2 separate regions of the Homo sapiens genome follow, and region 2 is linked to region 1. A link is a loop called in an ENCODE intact Hi-C map of the cell type or tissue named here. Cell type or tissue: mammary epithelial cell. All regions are shown on one strand. Links, peaks and the distances in the headings refer to the core of each region. The heading gives the core; the rest is flanking DNA.

What was found. Hi-C counts contacts between places; a loop is a spot of excess contacts. Peaks named below come from ENCODE experiments on the same cell type or tissue, not always from the same donor. Only the 100,000 strongest peaks of a DNase experiment are listed, where the experiment ranks them.
Region 2: it touches region 1 in a loop (7-fold over the local background); 24 of 110 quality-filtered maps call a loop at or near these places.

What each region holds. Positions count from the first base shown.
Region 1 is chr19:41,444,656-41,453,438 of GRCh38, forward strand. It overlaps LOC107985329 (a long non-coding RNA gene), which reads right to left and starts at 4,937. Exons shown (of 2, transcript XR_001753941.2): 1 at 4,854-4,937; 2 at 4,280-4,434. ERICH4 (glutamate rich 4) reads left to right here. Exons shown (of 2, transcript NM_001130514.3): 2 at 1-110. RefSeq lists an enhancer at 4,554-4,613. In mammary epithelial cell, for the core only: CTCF peaks have their summits at 3,518 and 4,878 (motif pointing right); a DNase peak (open chromatin) is centred at 4,866; H3K4me3 peaks cover 322 bases.
Region 2 is chr19:41,202,544-41,211,221 of GRCh38, forward strand. CYP2S1 (cytochrome P450 family 2 subfamily S member 1) reads left to right here. Exons shown (of 9, transcript NM_030622.8): 7 at 907-1,094; 8 at 3,415-3,556; 9 at 3,737-4,996. The coding sequence ends at 3,945. Among named protein-coding and RNA genes, the nearest start is that of AXL, 12 kb to the right of the region's middle. RefSeq lists an enhancer at 4,475-5,252. In mammary epithelial cell, for the core only: CTCF peaks have their summits at 1,915 (motif pointing right) and 3,616 (motif pointing right); a DNase peak (open chromatin) is centred at 1,928.

The sequences.
Region 1 (8,783 bases), core at 2,522-7,521:
AGGCTTAGTATGATGAAAAGAACATAAGACATCTCAATAATTTTTAGATTACTTATTGAAATAATAATATTTTGAGCATATCAGTATTAGTAAAAATATTACTAAAATTATTTTCACCTGTTTCTAAATTTTGTTTGTGTGTATTGTTCCCCTCCCTGTGTCCATATGTTCTCATTCTTTTTTTTTTTTTTTTGAGACGGAGTCTCACTCTGTTGCCCAGGCTGGAGTGCAGTGGCGTGATCTCGGCTCATTGCAACCTCCATCTCCTGGGTTCAAGCCATTCTCCTGCCTCAGCCTCCTGAGTAGCTGGGATTACAGGCTCACGCCACCACACGGAACTAATTTTTGTATTTTTAGTAGAGACGGGGTTTCACCATATTGGTCAGGCTGGTCTCGAACTTCTGACCTCGTGATCCACTCGCCTCAGCTTCCCAAAGTGCTGGGATTACAGGCATGAGCCACCTCGCCCAGCCTCATTGTTGTGTTACAAAGCACTTTCTGTTGGAAGTGAGAGTCTTTTCAGAGAAGTGAAATGTTGACAGAGGAGGTGCTGATTCCTTTCCACGGGAGTTTTCTCCTTAAAAATAAGCCGCTTCCACTTTGGGAGGCCGAGGCTGGGAAATCACTTGAGGTCAGGAGTTTCAGACCAGCCTGGCCAACATGGTGAAACCCTGTCTCTACTAAAAATACAAAAATTAGCTGGGTGTGGTGGCACGCGCCTGTAATCCCAGCTACTGGGGAGGCTGCGGCACAAGAATCACTTGAACCCGGGAGGCGGAGGCTGCAGTGAGCTGAGATCACGCCACTGCACTCCAACCTGGGAGACAGAGAGATACTCTATCTCAAAAACAATAACAACGAAAAACCAAGCTGCTTCGTTTTGTCCAGTGGAGACCCCAGGATTAGGGTGGGGTACAGGACTGGGGTTTAGGGGTTCAGGCTCCATCCCCAGCCTGGTCCTCATTAGCTAACCTGAGCCAGGTCTGCAGCTGGTGTCAGTGCTGCTGTTTGGGGGTTGGGGAGAACGTTGAAGTCACGCCTAGCAGCCAGGGAAGGGGGAAGGACACCCCACAAAGCATGCAAGCGGCAGGGCATTCTCTCTCTGTCTTGGCACTCTAGACAGAGGCCCGGGGAGTCTGGGGGTCTCTTGGCAGCTACATCTAGACAGTAGGGGTCATGGGGAATGAGGATGTTGGATGCCATGGCCCCAGGGTCTGGGTCATGCTTCACAAGTGCCAGGGTCCTCTGTCTCTTGGGGAGAAAGAGATGAGGGGGGTACAAGTGAGAGGCTGGTGGGGCGACTTGTAACAGGTGCTCACTATTCAAGAACAGCATGAGGCCGGGCGCGATGGCTCACGCCTGTAATCCCAGCACTTTGGGAGGCCGAGGCGGGCGGATCACGAGGTCAGGAGATCGAGACCATCCTGACTAACACGGTGAAACCCCGTCTCAACTAAAAATACAAAAAATTAGCCGGGTGTGGTGGCAGGCTCCTGTAGTCCCAGCTACTCGGGAGGCTGAGGCAGGAGAATGGAGTGAACCCTGGAGGTGGAGCTTGCAGTGAGCCGAGATCGCGCCACTGCACTCCAGCCTGGGCAACAGAGCGAGACTCTGTCTCAAAAAAAAAAAAAAAAAAAAAAAAAAGGACAGCTTGGAGGATGGACTCGATGTTTAAGGGGAGTTGCCCTAATCCTATGGCCTGGGCCACAGAGGTGAAATCTATGGAAGAGAGTGGGAGTTTGGGTGAAGGGGCCAGCCTCACCCGTACTGTCCTCAGCACCACACTAACTGAGCTCCTTCCAGCAGTGACCAAGTCTTTTCCAGGCCTGTCCTTCCAGATCTCCCAGACCAGTGGGAGAAGATACCCATCCCTATCCAGGGACAGCCAAGATGGTCAGGGTGGGGACAGAGGAAGTATAATCTGAGGGATCAAGGCTGAGATGGGGGAGGCACAGGAGGCGGAGGGGACCCAGAGAAGGCAACAGGCCCAGGCTGAAATGTCAGGAAAGTGATCTTAGAGGAGAATTGAGGCAACAAGGAAAAATGAGCCAAGTAAAGAAAGTGAATGAGGCTGGGTGCAGTGGTTCACGCCTGTAATCCCAGCACTTTGGGAGGCCAAGGTGGGTGGATCACCTGAGGTCAGGAGTCTGAGATCAGCCTGGCCAACATGGCAAAACCCCGTCTCTACTAAAAATACGGAAACTAGCCAGGCATGGGGGTGCATCTATAGTCGCAGCTACTCAGGAGGCTGAGGCACAATAATTGCTTGAACCCGGGAAGTGGAGGTTGCAGTCCGCCAAGATTGCACCACTGCACTCCCACCTGGGCAACAGAGTGAGACTCTGTCTCAAAAAAAAAAAAAAAAAAAGTGAATGAAAAGGATATAAAAGTAGAAAAATAGCATACACAGAAGCCATGGGGCTTATCTAGTGATCTAGCCCCCTGCTACTCAAAGTGCAGTCATTCATGGAATACAGCAGTAACAGCATTGTTACAGCTGTCTATTGCTGCATAACAAACAGCCCCCAGACATTGTTGTTTCAAAACAGTGACAGCATGCATTTTGCTCACGCATCTGCAATCTGCAGGGATCCCTCATCTCTGCTCCACGCTGTCTGAGGCTTCAGCTGGAATCATTGTTGGCGCATTTGCTCTCCTGTCTGGCGGTTGATGCTGGCTGAGGGCTGGGGGTGCCTCTGTTTCTCTCCCTGTCTTGTCTCCACATGGGCTAAGTTGGGCTCCCAAGGAGCTTAGAGGATGGGTTCCAAGGGCATGTATCCTGAGAGGGAGCCAGTCAGAAGCAACATCGCCTTGTGTAACCCAGCCTCATAAGCCATGCAGGGTCACTCTCACCATGTTGATGCCATCGTCAAGTCCTGATCAGGTTCAAAGGAAGGGGAAATAGCCGGGCGCGGTGGCTCCCGCCTGTAATCCCAGCACTTTGGGAGGCTGAGGCGGGCGGATCACCTGAGGTCGGGAGTTTGAGACCAGCCTGGCCGACATGGAGAAACCCCGTCTCTACTAAAAATACAAAATTAGCTGGGCGTGGTGGCACATACCTGTAATCCCAGCTACTCGGGAGGCTGAGGTAGAAGCATTGCTTGAACCCAGGAGGCGGAGGTTGCGGTGAGCTGAGATCACGCCATTGCGCTCCAGCCTGGGCAACAAGAGTGAAACTTCGTCTCAAAAAAATAAATAAAGGAAGGGGAAATGGACTCCACCTTTTCATGGGGGAGTACAAGGTTCTGGAGGAGCATGTGGGACCGGAAACATTGCTGAAATCATCAGTGGAAAACGCAAGTTACCCCAGCAGCCGCTTGGTAGGTGTGCTCACTCCCAGACCCATGCCAGACCAACCAAATCAGATGCTGTGCATACAAGAAGAGTTCCACCTGCTTTGTTTGCAAATTAGGTTTGAGAAATACTGTTTTAAATCACAAATGTGACACTGTTTTGAGCAGGTGGAGCAGGGAAAGAGTAATTACATTTAGAGAGCTCCCTCTGGCTGCCGCGTGGAGGTTGGATTAGAGGGCTCAAGAGTGGTGGTCCAGTAGAAAGAACCAAAAAAAAAAAAAAAAAAATGGATGAATTGAACATTATCAAAATTCCAAACCTGTGTACATCAAAAAACACTATTGAAAATAGATGGCCGGGCACTGTGGCTCACACCTGTACTTCCAGCACTTAGGGAGACTGAGGCTGACAGATCGCTTTGAGGCAGGGAGTTCAAGACCAACCTAGGCAACATGGCGAAACCTCGGCTCTACTAAAAAATACAAAAATTAGCTGGGTGCGATGGCAAGTGCCTATAACCTCAGCTACTCAGGAGGCTGAAGTGGGAGAATTGCTTGAGCCTGGCAGGTCGAGTCTGCAGTGAGCCAAGATCATGCCACTGCACTCCAGCCTGGGTGACAGAGTGAGACTGTCTCAATAAAAAAAAAAAGAAAAAGAAAATAAAAACACAACCTATATATTAGGAGAAAATAGTTGCAGAAATATATCTGATAAGGCTCTAGTATCTAGAATATATAAGGAACTTTTACAACTCAACAATGTAAAGACAAATATTAATAGTTCAGTTACAAAATGGGCAAAGAACTTGAATAGACATTTCCCCAAAGAAGATGTACAAGTTATTAAGCCAATAAGCACATGAAAAGATGCTCAACATTTGTGTCAGTAGGGTTCTTCAGAAAAACAGAATAAATTATATATATAGCTAAGTTATACGTATAATTTAATTAAGTTATGCGTATAATTATATATATAATTTATTCTGTTTTTCTGGAGGACCCAATTTATATATATAAATTGGCTCATGTAATTATGGAAGCTGAGAAGTCTCACGATCTGCCATTTGCACGCTGGAAATCGGGAAAGCTGGTGGTGTATTCAGTCCAAGTGTGAAGGCTTCATAACCAGGAGTGCAAATATCTGAGGTCAGGAGAAGATGGATGTCTCAGCTCCAAACAAATTCCCCCTTTTCCCCTCCCCTCCCCTCGCCTCCCCTCTTCTTTTTTTTTTTTTGAGACAGAGTCTCGCTCTATCGCCCAGCCTGGAGTGCAGTGGCGCGATCTCGGCAACCCCTCCGGGGTTGAAGCGATTCTCGTGTCTCAGCCTCTCGAGTAGCTGGGATTACAGGAGCGCGCCACATGTCCAGCTAATTTTTCTGTATTTTTTAGTAGAGGGGATGTTTCACCATGTTGGCCAGGCTGGTCTCAAACTCCCGTCCTCATGTGATCCACCCACCTCGGCCTCCCAAAGTGCTGGAATTACAGGCGTGAGCCACAGCGCTTAGCCAGAAAATTTTAAACATTACCCATGTTTTGGTTGTGCTTCTACTGGGCTCCCACCTGCTGTGATGCCCTGTCTCCACCAGGTGGCGCCAACACACCCCTGCAGCCCCTCCAGCCAAGGCAGACTGGACACTGAGGGGCAGGACCCGACTATGAGGTCCTTTGAGGAAGCAGGTCCTTATAGAGGGCGTCGTTGAGACAGGCTATTCCCACACAGGGGGCTCCTGTTGAGAGAGAAAGTCCAAGTTCTGGTGAGCGGGAGACAGGCAGGAATAATCACTCCTAAAGCTACCCATGTCACAATCCCTGGAACCCGTGAATGGTAACTTTTATGGCAAAAGGGCTCTGCAGTTGTTAAGGATATTGAGGTGGAGAAATTCTCCTGGGTTATGTGGGTGGCCCTCAATGGAATCCCAAGTGTGCTTGCAAGAGAGAGACAGAGGGAGCCCTGAACACAGAGAAGGTGAGGATGTGATAACAGAAGTAGGAGGGTGAGTGGTGTCAGGAAGGGGCTGGAGCGAGGGATGCAGCAGCCTCTAGAAGGTGGAGAAGCAGCACAGATGCTCCCTGAGGCCACCAGGTCAGTACAGCCCTGCTAGTACCTTCAGTTGACACTTCTGACTCCAAAGCCATAAGGACATCAATTTGTGTGGGTTTAAGTGACAGATTTGTGGCCACCTGTAGCAACAGCTACGAGAAACTCCTACAGGCAGGAACGGGGGGCAGAGGCAACGGTAATTTTCCTATTAAATATAACTTAAGCTAAAATGAAAATATCAGCAATAGAACTGATGAGACTGTGGGACAGCTGGAGCAGTCACACAGGTGCTGGGAGTGCGTGCTGGTACAAGGGCTTTGGAAAACCCTGTGGAAGTGTGTGTGACCCTGAACATACGGTATCTGGGAGCCAGCAGTTCCCCTCCTGGGCATATACTAAAGAGAAAAAGAGAAACACGTGTAGGCGCTCACCAAAGACACCTACTAGAATAGTCACAGCAGCCCAATCTTTTTTTTTTTTTTTGGAGACGGAGTCTTGCTCTGTCGCCTAGGCTGGAGTGCAGTGGCACAATCTCGGCTCACTGCAAGCTCCGCCTCCCGGGTTCACGCCGTTCTCCTGCCTCAGCCTCCCGAGTAGCTGGGACTACAGGCGCCCGCTACCATGCCCAGCTAATTTTTTTTTTTTTTGGTATTTTTAGTAAAGACGGGGTTTCACCGTGTTAGCCAGGATGGTCTCGATCTCCTGACTTCGTGATCCGCCCGCCTCGGCCTCCCAAAGTGCTGGGATTAGAGGCGTGAGCCACTGCGCCCGGCCACAGCAGCCCAATCTTAATAGCTTCAAACAGGAAGTTACCCAAATGCCCATCAGCAGGAATGGTGGTGTCCCACCCCTTCCATTGAGAGTGGGGTCTGTGTGCCAGTCCCCTGAGTATGGGTGGGCTTGTGACTTCTAACACTAATAAGTGTGGGGAAAATGAACTGATGTGACATCTAAGGCTGAATCATAAGAAGTGTGAGCTTTGGCCGGGCGCGGTGGCTCATGCCTGTAATCCCAGCACTTTGGGAGGCCGAGGCAGGCGGATCGCCTGAGGTCAAGAGGTCAAGACTAGCCTGGCCAACAAGGTGAAACCCCGTCTCTACTAAAAATACAAAAATTAGCTGGGCTTGGTGGCAGGCGCCTGCAATCCCAGCAACTTGGGAGGCTGGAGCAGGAGAATCGCTTGAACCTGGTAGGCGGAGGCTGCAGTGAGCTGAGATCGTGCCACTGCACTCCAGCCTGGGTGATAGAGCAATATTTCATCTCAAAAAAAAAAAAAAAAAAGAAAAGTGTGATGCTGTGTAAGAAACCCAACTGCTTCAGGATCACCATGTTGGAGAGGTCATGTGTAGGGCTCAGGTGACTGTCCCAGCTGAGCCGAGCCTTCTGGCTGTCCCCACCATAGTTTCAGACCTGTGAGTGAAGAATCATCTTATACATAGAGGCCTCATCCCCAGCTGTTCCAACCCTGAGCTTTTCAGTCACCCTGAGCCATTCGCCTCACCCCTGCGGAGGCTTTAGCATCATGGAGCAGAGACAAAACTCCTTGGGTTTGACTTTTCAGAATTTTTGATCCACAGAATCATGGAATTGTCACACCATTTAGTTGGGAGTGGGGTTGTTACATAGCAGCAAATAACCAAACACAAATAATAAATAAGTTATGGGATAGTCATGCAATGGAATGTTTACACAGTATCTACTTGTAGATGATATGTCTTCTCCCTCAAACAGAAAGTAAGGGTTCAAGAGCTAAGCTATGAAGATGCAAAGGCATAAGAATGATACAATGGACTTCAGGGACTCCGGGGGAAAGGGTGGGAAGGGGGTGAGGGATAAAAGACCACAAATTGGGTTCAGTGTATACTTCTCAGTTGATGGGTGAACCAAAATCTCACAAATCACAACTAAAGAAATTACTCATGTAACAAAATACCACCTGTTCCCCAAAAACTTATGAAAATAAAATTAAAAAAAAAATCATACATAGGCGGGGCGCAGTGGCTCAACGCCTATAATCCCAGAATCTTGGGAGGCCGAGGCGGGCAGATTATTTGAGATCAGGAGTTTGAGACCAGCCTGGCCAATATGGTGAAACCCCGTCTCTATTAAAAATACAAAAATTAGCTGGGTGTGGTGGCTCACTCCTGTGGTCCCAGCTACTTGGGAGGCTGAGGCAGGAGAATTGCTTGAACCCAGGAGGCAGACTTTGCAGTGAGTCGAGATCACGCCATTGCACTCCAGCCAGGGCGAAGAAGTGAGACTCCATCTCAAAAAAAAAAAAAAAAAAAAAAATTGTGTGTCATTGGCATTAACTTTTTTTAGTAAAGAAAAAAATGGAAAAACAAAAAAAAATGGAGATATGAGAGGATAATCACCCTCATATATTTAAATCTGTTATATATATGAAATTTGTGCCCGGGCATGATATTGGTTTTGATTATTTTTATTTGCTTGAGAAGTATACCTAGGTTTTTCTTTTTTTCTTTTTCCTTTTTCTTTTTTTGTTTTGAGATGGAGTCCCGCTCCCATCACACAGGCTGGAGTGCAGTGGCGAAATCTCGGCTCATTGCAATTTTCACCTCCCGGGTTCAAGCGATTCTCCTTCCTCAGTCTCCCAAGTAGCTGGGATTACAGGCATGAGCCACCATGCCCTGCCCTTCCTGCTCCTCTTGAGTATGTCTAGTAATTGACACACTTGGCTGTCCACACTTCTTGGCCTTACAGACACTGTGCTCTATAACATGACTCTTAGGTCTCTGCAGGGCAGCCCCCACTTGTTGCAGGCTGACGCTGCTGCCTCCTCCTCAGGCCCACCTTGCTTCCCATGGCATAGTGCTGGCCTTAGCCACTCCCAGATACTTTCATCACACTGGTGCTATGAAGCCCTGCCCTGTAACTGTCCCCTGCTTTGAGCTTTGACCTATGAAAAATGACCATCACTTGCATCTCAGTGATGCTAGTGTCCCTCTCACTACCGCAGTGCTCACCAGCCCTCCTCACCATCCTAGTCAGCTACTGGGTTATTTTCTTCTGTAAAAGGCACGTTCTGGCCTGGCGCGGTGCTGCAGACCATCAGCACCTCTGTGATGAGGTGCTCACTGCCATCTTGTGGTGGGGGGGGGTCATCTAAACCCAGAAGTGATTGTCACGGTTGGCTTTCTAGAATCTTTGCTGGAATCACATGTTGGGGATCATGTTCTCTAAAAGCAAAGCATGAGGAGGTGATTCAAGAGGTGCATTGGGCCAGGCACAGTGGCTCACACCTGTAATCCCAGCACTTTGGAAGGCTGAGGCAGGAGGATCAACTGAGGTCAGGAGTTCGAAACCAGCCTGACCAACATGGAGAAACCCGTTTCTACTAAAAATACAAAATTAGCTGGGCGTGGTGGTGCATGCCTGTAATCCCAGGTACTTGGGAGGCTGAGGAAGGAGAATCACTTGAACCCGCG
Region 2 (8,678 bases), core at 1-5,000, 240 kb before region 1:
CTTTGGGAGGCTGAGGTGGGAGGATCACTTGAGGCTAGGAGTTCAAGATCAGCCTGGGCAGCATAATGAGGCCCTGTCTCTACCGAAAATAGAAAAATTAGCTGGGTGTGGTGGTGCGTGCCTGTGGTCATAGCTACTCAGGAGACTGAGGTGGAAGGATCACCTGAGCCCAGGAGGTGAGATGAAGGCTATTACAGTGAGCCGTCATTGTACTACTGCACCAGCCTGGGCAACAGAGTAAGACCCTGTCTCAAAAAAAAAAGAGAGAGAGAGAAGGCCAGGTACGGTGGCTCACATCTGTAATCCCAGCACTTTGGGAGGCCAAGGCAGGTGGATCACCTGAGGTCAGGAGTTCGAGACCAGCCTCGCTAACATGGTGAAACCCTGTCTCTATTGAAAATACAAAAATGAGCTGGGCATGATGGCAGGCGTCTGTAGTCCCAGCTACTCGGGAGGCTGAGGTGGGAGAATCTCCTGAACCCGGGAGGCGGAGTTGCAGCAAGCCAGGATCGCGCCACTGCACTCCAGCCTGGGTGGCAGAGCGTGTAATCCCAGCTACTCAGGAGGCTGAGGCGGGAGAATCGCTTGAATCCGGGAGGCAGAGGTTGTGGTGAGCCAAGATCGCACCATTGCACTCCAGCCTGGGCAACAAGAGCAAAACTCCGTTGCAAAAAAAAATAATAATAATAAAATGAAATAAAATAAAATAAAATAAGAGAGAGAGAAGATAGATGGAACACCCAACACACAAGATGTGTGGTCTTTGGGCTCAGTGAGGGCTGGGGGACCACTCCTCCCCACCTGTCAGCCTCACCCCAAACTACAGCTATGCAAGCAGATGGGCTTCTGAGAGGAGGATCCCTGGGCCCTACCCCCGTCTGACTCCTGCCCTCCTCTTGCTTGCAGAGTGGGTACGTGAGGAGCTGAATCGGGAGCTGGGGGCTGGCCAGGCACCAAGCCTAGGGGACCGTACCCGCCTCCCTTACACCGACGCGGTTCTGCATGAGGCGCAGCGGCTGCTGGCGCTGGTGCCCATGGGAATACCCCGCACCCTCATGCGGACCACCCGCTTCCGAGGGTACACCCTGCCCCAGGTGGGTATGCGTATGGCTGCCACCCATGGTTCTCTGCCTCGGGGCCTGAGCCCGGGTGGTTTGCTGTCAGTGTCTCCCTGACTTTTTCTTGATCTTAGTGTCTCTCTCTCTCTCTCTCTGTCTTTATCTCCCTCTCTTTCTCTGTCTCTGTCTTCCTCCTCCACTCCTACCCCCCTGCATCTTTCTTCTCCTTCTTTCTCTGACACCCCCTCCCTTTCTGCATATATTTTTTTTCTTTTTTTGAGACAGAGTCTCGCACTGTCGCCCGGGCTGGAGTGCAATGGCGTGATCTCAGCTCACTGCAACCTCCGCCTCCCAGGTTCAAGTGATTCTCCTGCCTCAGCCTCCTGAGTAGCTGGGATTACAGGTGCCCACCACCACGCCCAGCTAATTTTTTGTATTTTTAGTAGACACGGGGTTTCATTATGTTGGTCAGGCTGGTCTTGAACTCCTGACCTCGTGATCTGCCCGCTTCGGCCTCCCAAAGTGCTGGGATTACAGGCGTGAGCCACCGCACCCAGCCATGCTTTCTGCATCTTTTAACTCTTTCTGTTTCTTTTTGGTTTGTGTTTTCTTCCCCTTTGACTCTATCTCTGGGCCCCATCTGCCCCACAGATCTCCCAATTCTACCTCCTTCCAAGGTGGTTGGGACAATCGAATGAGGTAACATACAGAGAAGCAGTTTGAAAACTGAGGAGCAAGTCCAGGACTAAGGGAAGCCCTCTTGACCCTTAGCCCCTGCTGCAGACACATTCTCTCCTCTGTCTCTCTCTCTCAATCTCAGTGCCCTTCACTGGAGAGCAGCTCCGATGCAGAACCAAAAGGGGGCGATGTTTCCCCAGAAACCCCAGCAGTTTATGCAAGCAGCTCCCTCCTCCACCTTCACTGCAGAATCAAACCTATGGCAGTTAGGATCCAGTGCTGCTATGCTGCTATTTTCTTTTTCTTCTTCTTCTTTTTTTTTTTTTTTTTTTTTCCGAGATGGAGTCTCGCTCTGTTGCCCAGGCTGGAGTGCACTGGCGTGATCTCGGCTCACTGCAACCTCCGCCTCCCAGGTTCAAGCAATTCTCTTGCCTCAGCCTCCTGGGTAGCTGGGATTACAGGTGTATGCCACCACACCCGGCTAATTTTTGTCTTTTTAGTAGAGATGGGTTTTCACCATGTTGGTCAGGCTGGTCTCAAACTCCTGACCTCATGAACTGCCTGCCTCGGCCTCCTAAAGTGCTGGGATTACAGGCGTGAGCCACTGCACCTGGCCTACCCCCTCCTGTTTTGTAGATGGGGCCTTGGGCAAATCACTTCCCCCCCTGAACCTCAATATATCCCTCCTCTACATTAGAAACAATAATAGTATCAACTTGAAGCTGTAAGATAATGCTTGTAAAACAAACACCAACTCAACTCTTGGGAACCGGTCCTGTGTACCAGGCAGCAACAATTTAATGATGATAATGACAGGTATCCAGGCTTGAGGACCTGCTCTGCACCAGGGGTTATTCTGAGTGCTTTGCATATCTATTATCTCATTTAATCTTTAAAGCAACCCTATACCATTATCATGCCCATCTTACAGATAAGGAAACTGAGAGCTTGAAAAGTTTTTAGAGGATTTGCCAAGGTCCCCCAGCCTGCAAATAGTAGATTCAAGATTTGAACTCAGAGACTATGCCTTAACTACTATTCTTTGCCTTTCTTTCTTTCTTTTTTTCTTTCTTTCTTTCTTTCTTTCTTTCTTTCTTTCTTTCTCTCTCTCTCTTTCTTTCTCTCTTTCTTTCTTTCTTTCTCTCTCTCTCTCTTTCTTTCTTTTCTTTTTCTTTCTCTCTCTCTCTCTTTCTTCCTTTCTTCCTTCCTCCCTTCCTCCCTTCCTCCCTTCCTGTCTTCCTCTCTTTCTCTCTTTCTTTCTTGACAGGGTCTCTCTTTGTCTCCCAGGCTGGGGTGCAGTGGTACAAGCATAGCTCACAGCAGCCTTGAACTCCTAGGCTCAAGTGATCCTCCCACGTCAGCCTCCTGAGCAGCTGGGACAACGGGCTCATACCACCATGCCTGGCTAATTTTTTAATTTTTCCTAGAGACAAGGTCTTGTTATATTGCCCAGGCTGGTCTCAAACTCCTGGGCTCAAATGCTTCTCTCACCTCAGCCTCCCACGTGGCTGGGATTACAGGCATGAGCCACTGCACGCCACTCAACACTCCACAAATGTTGATGCCATTAGGTTTTGTGAACTAGTGTCCCTGGCACCCGAGACTTGTACTCCACACTCGAGGACCAAATGGACTGGGGTGGGAAGGGGTTTATAGTTTCATTATTATTTCCCCTCAGGGCACGGAGGTCTTCCCCCTCCTTGGCTCCATCCTGCATGACCCCAACATCTTCAAGCACCCAGAAGAGTTCAACCCAGACCGTTTCCTGGATGCAGATGGACGGTTCAGGAAGCATGAGGCGTTCCTGCCCTTCTCCTTAGGTATCTGCTGCAGCCCTGGGTATCACAAGCAGGTGCTGGCGAACTCCAGGCATCTGTGCCAGCTGGGGGCACCCTTCTGCACCCTGGGCTTACTGTTGGCTCCTCCACCTGCTGTTCCCCCCGTGGGCCTGGGTGTGAGGAATACTGACTCAGCCCTCTCTCTCTCTCTCTCCTCACCAGGGAAGCGTGTCTGCCTTGGAGAGGGCCTGGCAAAAGCGGAGCTCTTCCTCTTCTTCACCACCATCCTACAAGCCTTCTCCCTGGAGAGCCCGTGCCCGCCGGACACCCTGAGCCTCAAGCCCACCGTCAGTGGCCTTTTCAACATTCCCCCAGCCTTCCAGCTGCAAGTCCGTCCCACTGACCTTCACTCCACCACGCAGACCAGATGAAGGAAGGCAACTTGGAAGTGGTGGGTGCCCAGGACGGTGCCTCCAGCCTCAACAGTGGGCATGGACAGGGTTAATGTCTCCAGAGTGTACACTGCAGGCAGCCACATTTACACGCCTGCAGTTGTTTTCCGGAGTCTGTCCCACGGCCCACACGCTCACTTGACTCATGCTGCTAAGATGCACAACCGCACACCCATACACAACTACAAGGGCCACAAAGCAACTGCTGGGTTAGCTTTCCACAGACATAAATATAGTCCATCTGCAATCACAAGCACATAGCCAGGTAACCCACCAACTCCCCTGGATCTGCAGCCCACACGTGGGAGTCTGGCTGTCACCTTCACAAGCCACAGAAACGGCCACACATGTTCACAGCTCACACGCCCTCTCCATTCATCGAACTTCTCAGTGTCCCTGTCCCTGGTGCCTGGCACAGGGAACAGCATGCCCCCTCCGGGGTCATGCCACCCAGAGACTGTCGCTGTCTATGGCCCCAACTCATGCTCCCTCTCTTGGCTACACCACTCTCCCAGCCTGTGACCACCGATGTCCACACACCCCCAACCACTTGTCCACACAGCTACCCACGTACGACATCGTCCTGGCTCCCCAGAGTATCTTCCCACTGAGACACGCCGCCCCCACAGAGGCACAGTCCCCAGCCACCTCTGCAACTGCAGCCCTCAGTCACCCCTTTTTAAGCACCCTGATTCTACCAAATGCAAACACATCTGGGTCTGCGATTATGCACAGAGACTTTGGACATACGAGGACCCTCAGACCGGAGGAACACCTGCCCAACCCCAACACGTGCTTATGTAACCACGTGGAAAGCGGCCCCTGCTGCCCCTCCACACACACATACACACTCACTGATCTACAGCCCCTGTTCGGCGTCAGAGTCCCCACTAGACCCAGTGGAAGGGGTTAGAGACCAAGTAGGGGCCAGTTTCCAATTCACCCTGTCAGGGAGTGAGCCGGATCTGACGTTCCTTGTGACTTAAGGGTCCGGCTTGGGAATTAAAGTTTGTTTCTGGCCTTTAGCCTACTGCGTGTGTGACCCGTGTCAGTCACTGTGAGTAAGGGGTGGGGACAGGGGAGTCCACCCCTCCCCTGAGGCTGGGCGGGAGCTGAAAAACATGGCCACCGCCCACCCTGGCTGTTGACATCAGGACCAGATGTGGAGCTGGGAGGAGGGGCAGGGCTGGTGACGCCCTGGGCCTCATTTCCAAAAAGGGCCAAGGTGTCCGGCGGTGGGAAGTGGGCAAGGAGGGGGTAACCCAAGCTGGACTGTGGACCTTGGGGGCTTCCTCAGCCAGGGAGAGCCTGAAGCCAACTAGATCCAGACCCTAGAGACTCTTCAAACTTGAGTACAGGAACTAGCTTGCAACACAGACTCTAAGCCCACTCCCATTTCTTCCACCCTTTTTCTCTTGCCTCCCCTTCACAAGGAAACCAGAGGCATTTGTAAATTTCCTTTCTTTTTTTTTTTTTTTTTTTTTTTGAGACGGAGTCTCACTCTGTCACCCAGGCTGGAGTGCAGTGGTGTGATCTTGGCTCACTGCAGCCTCCGCCTCCGGGTTCAAGCCATTCTCCTGCCTCAGCCTCCCAAGTAGCTGGGATTACAGGTGTGTGCCACCACGCCCAGCTAATTTTTGTATTTTTAGTAGAGATGGGGTTTCACCATGTTGGCCAGGCTGGTCTCGAACTCCTGACCTCAGATGATCTGCCAGTCTCGGCCTCCCAAAATGCTGGGATTACAGGCGTGAGTCGCTACTAGATAAATTTCTTATCTAGCAAAGAAGTTTGCAAACATACGCAAAAGTAGAAAGATACAATGAGCCCCCAGGTGCCCATCACCCAGCCTCATTTCAATAGTCATCAACTTTCTGCAGCTTTTACTTCATCTATATCCTTTTCTGCCTCTTTTTTTTTTTTTTTATTTTGAGATAGGGTTTTGCTTTGTTGCCCAAGCTGGGGTGCAGTAGCATGATCTCATAGTTCACTGTGGCTTCAGACTCCTAGGCTCAAGTGATCCTCCCGCCTCGGCCTCCAAGCAGCTGGGACTACAGATGCGTGCCACCACACCCAGCTAAATTTCTTATTTTTATTTTCTATAGAGAAAGTCTCACTATACAGCCTGTGCTGGTCTCAAATTCCAGGCCTCAAGAGTTTCCATCCCAGCCTCCCAAAGTGCTGGGATTATAGGCGTGAGTCACTGCACCCTGCCCTGATATTTTTATTTTATCTATTGCTTTTTATTTACTTATTTATCTTTTATTTTTGAGACAGAGTCTCACTCTGTTGCCCATGCTGGAGTGCAGTGGCATCATCTCGGCTCACTGTAACCTCCGCCTCTTAGGTTCAAGCAGTTCTCCTGCCTTGACCTCCCGAGTAGCTGGAATTACAGGTGCCTGCCACCAAGCCTGGCTAATTTTTTTATTTGTAGTAGAGATGGGGTTTTGCCATGTTGACCAGGCTGGTCTCGAACTCCTGACCTCAGGTGATCTGCCCACCTTGGCCTCCCAAAGTGCTGAGATTACTGGTATGAGCCACCGTGCCTGGCCACCTATTGCTTTTTAAAGATTATTTTTTTATTATTATTATTTTTTTATTTGAGATGGAGTTTCGCTATTGTTGCCCAGGCTGGAGTGCAATGGCGTGATCTCAGCTCACCGCAACCTCCGCCTCCCAGGTTCAAGCGATTCTCCTGCCTCAGCATCCCTAGTAGCTGGGATTACAGGCATGCACCACCATGTCCAGCTAATTTTGTATTTTTAGTAGAGACGAGGTTTCTCCAGGTTGGTCAGGCTGGTCTCAAACTCCCAACCTCAGGTGATCCGCCCATCTCGGCCTCCCAAAGTGCTGGGATTACAGGTGTGAGCCACCGCGCCTGGCCTTAAAGATTATTTTAAGGCAAATTACAGAAAGCAATTTAATGCACATTTCTGAGAGTTAAAGATATTTTTGCCCTTGACATTTTATGAGGACAGTTTTCAAACATGCAGCAAAGTTGAGGGAATTGTACAAGGAACACCTTGTGCACTTCCTGGGTTCTCCCACTAGCACTTTGCTACACTGCTTTCTGACGTTTCTACACACCTGACCACCAGCTCAGGATTTATTTATTTATCTATTTATTTTGAGACAGAGTTTTGCTCTTGTTGCCCAGACTGGAGTGCAATGGTGTGATCTCGGCTCACGGCAACCTCCACCTCCTGGGTTCAAGTGATTCTTCTGCCTCAGCCTCCCAAATAGCCGGGATTACAGGCATGCGCCACCACGCGTGGCTAATTTTTGTGTTTTTAGTAGAGACGGGATTTCTCCATATTGGTCAAGCTGGCCTCAAACTCCCGACCTCATGTGATCTGCCTGCCTCTGCCTCCCAAAGTGCTGGGACTACAGGTGTGAGCCACTGCGCCTGGCCAATTTTTTTTTTTTTTAGACGAAGTCTCACTCTGTCACCCAACCTGGAGTGCAGTGGCATGATCTTGGCTCACTGCAGCCTCCACCTCCCAGGTTCAAGCGATTCTCCTGCCTCAGCCTCCTGAGTAACTGGGATTACCAGCGAGCGCCTGGTTAATTTTTGTTTTTTTAGTACAGATGGGGTTTCATCGTGTTGGCCAGGTGTGAGCCACCATGCCCAGACCAGTTCAGGACTTTTTAGGCATTTCCGAGTAAACGCACGTATCAGTTCATCAAAAAACTTAAGCAATGCATATATCATTAGCGAAAGCTTCTTTTTTAAAAAAAAAAATCCAAGATGTTAACACTTTATTGGCTTAAGTTCTATAGAGATAGCACAAAACAGAGAATAATAGAGAACTGAAAGATGAGATTGGAATCAGATCCTAACTTTGCCACCTCCTAGCTGGTCACACCTTGACTGAGGCTTTACCATCTTAAAGCCTTAATAAATTGATAAGATGTAAGAAATGTGGGCCAGGCACAGTGGCTCACACCTGTAACCCTTGTTGAGGGACCGAGGTGGGAGGATTGCTTGAGCCCAAGGGTTCAAGACCAGCCTGGCCAAAAGGGCAAGACTCTGATTCAAGGGAAAAAAAAAAAATCCAGAAAGAAATGTGAAAACTTTCAGAACTTCGTAGGAAATAAATATCTGCTAAGTTCTTCTTGGATTTAATATTATTACTATTTTTTATATGTCGGTGCACTTTGAAAAGGAATGAAGTTTAAGGTTTTCTTCTTTTAAAAGTAAGGCAATGGGGCCAGGTGCGGTGGCTCACGCCTTTAATCCCAGCACTTTGGGGAGGCTGAGGCAGGCAGATCACTTGAGGTCAGGAGTTCGAGAGCAGCCTGGACAACATGGTGAAACGCGGTCTTTACCAAAGATACAAAAACTAGCCAGGCATGATGGCAGGCACCTGTAATCCCAGCTACTCAGGAGGCTGAGACAGGAGAATTGCTTGAACCCAGCAGGCAGAGGTTGCAGTGAGCCAGGACTGTGCCACAGCACTCCAGCCTGGGTGACAGAGTAAGACTCCATCTCAAAAAAATAAAAAATTAAATTAAGGCAATGATTTGCATTCCTTTGCAGTCAAAATTCACATTCAGGGAAATCTGGAATCAGGTAGAAATACAAGCAGACCTATTTATTTAAAGAGGTGGGCTATAGCCGGGCATGGTGGCGGGCACCTGTAGTCCCAGCTACTTAGGAGGCTGAGGCAGGAGAATGGTGTGAACCCGGGAGGCAGAGCTTGCAGTGAGCCGAG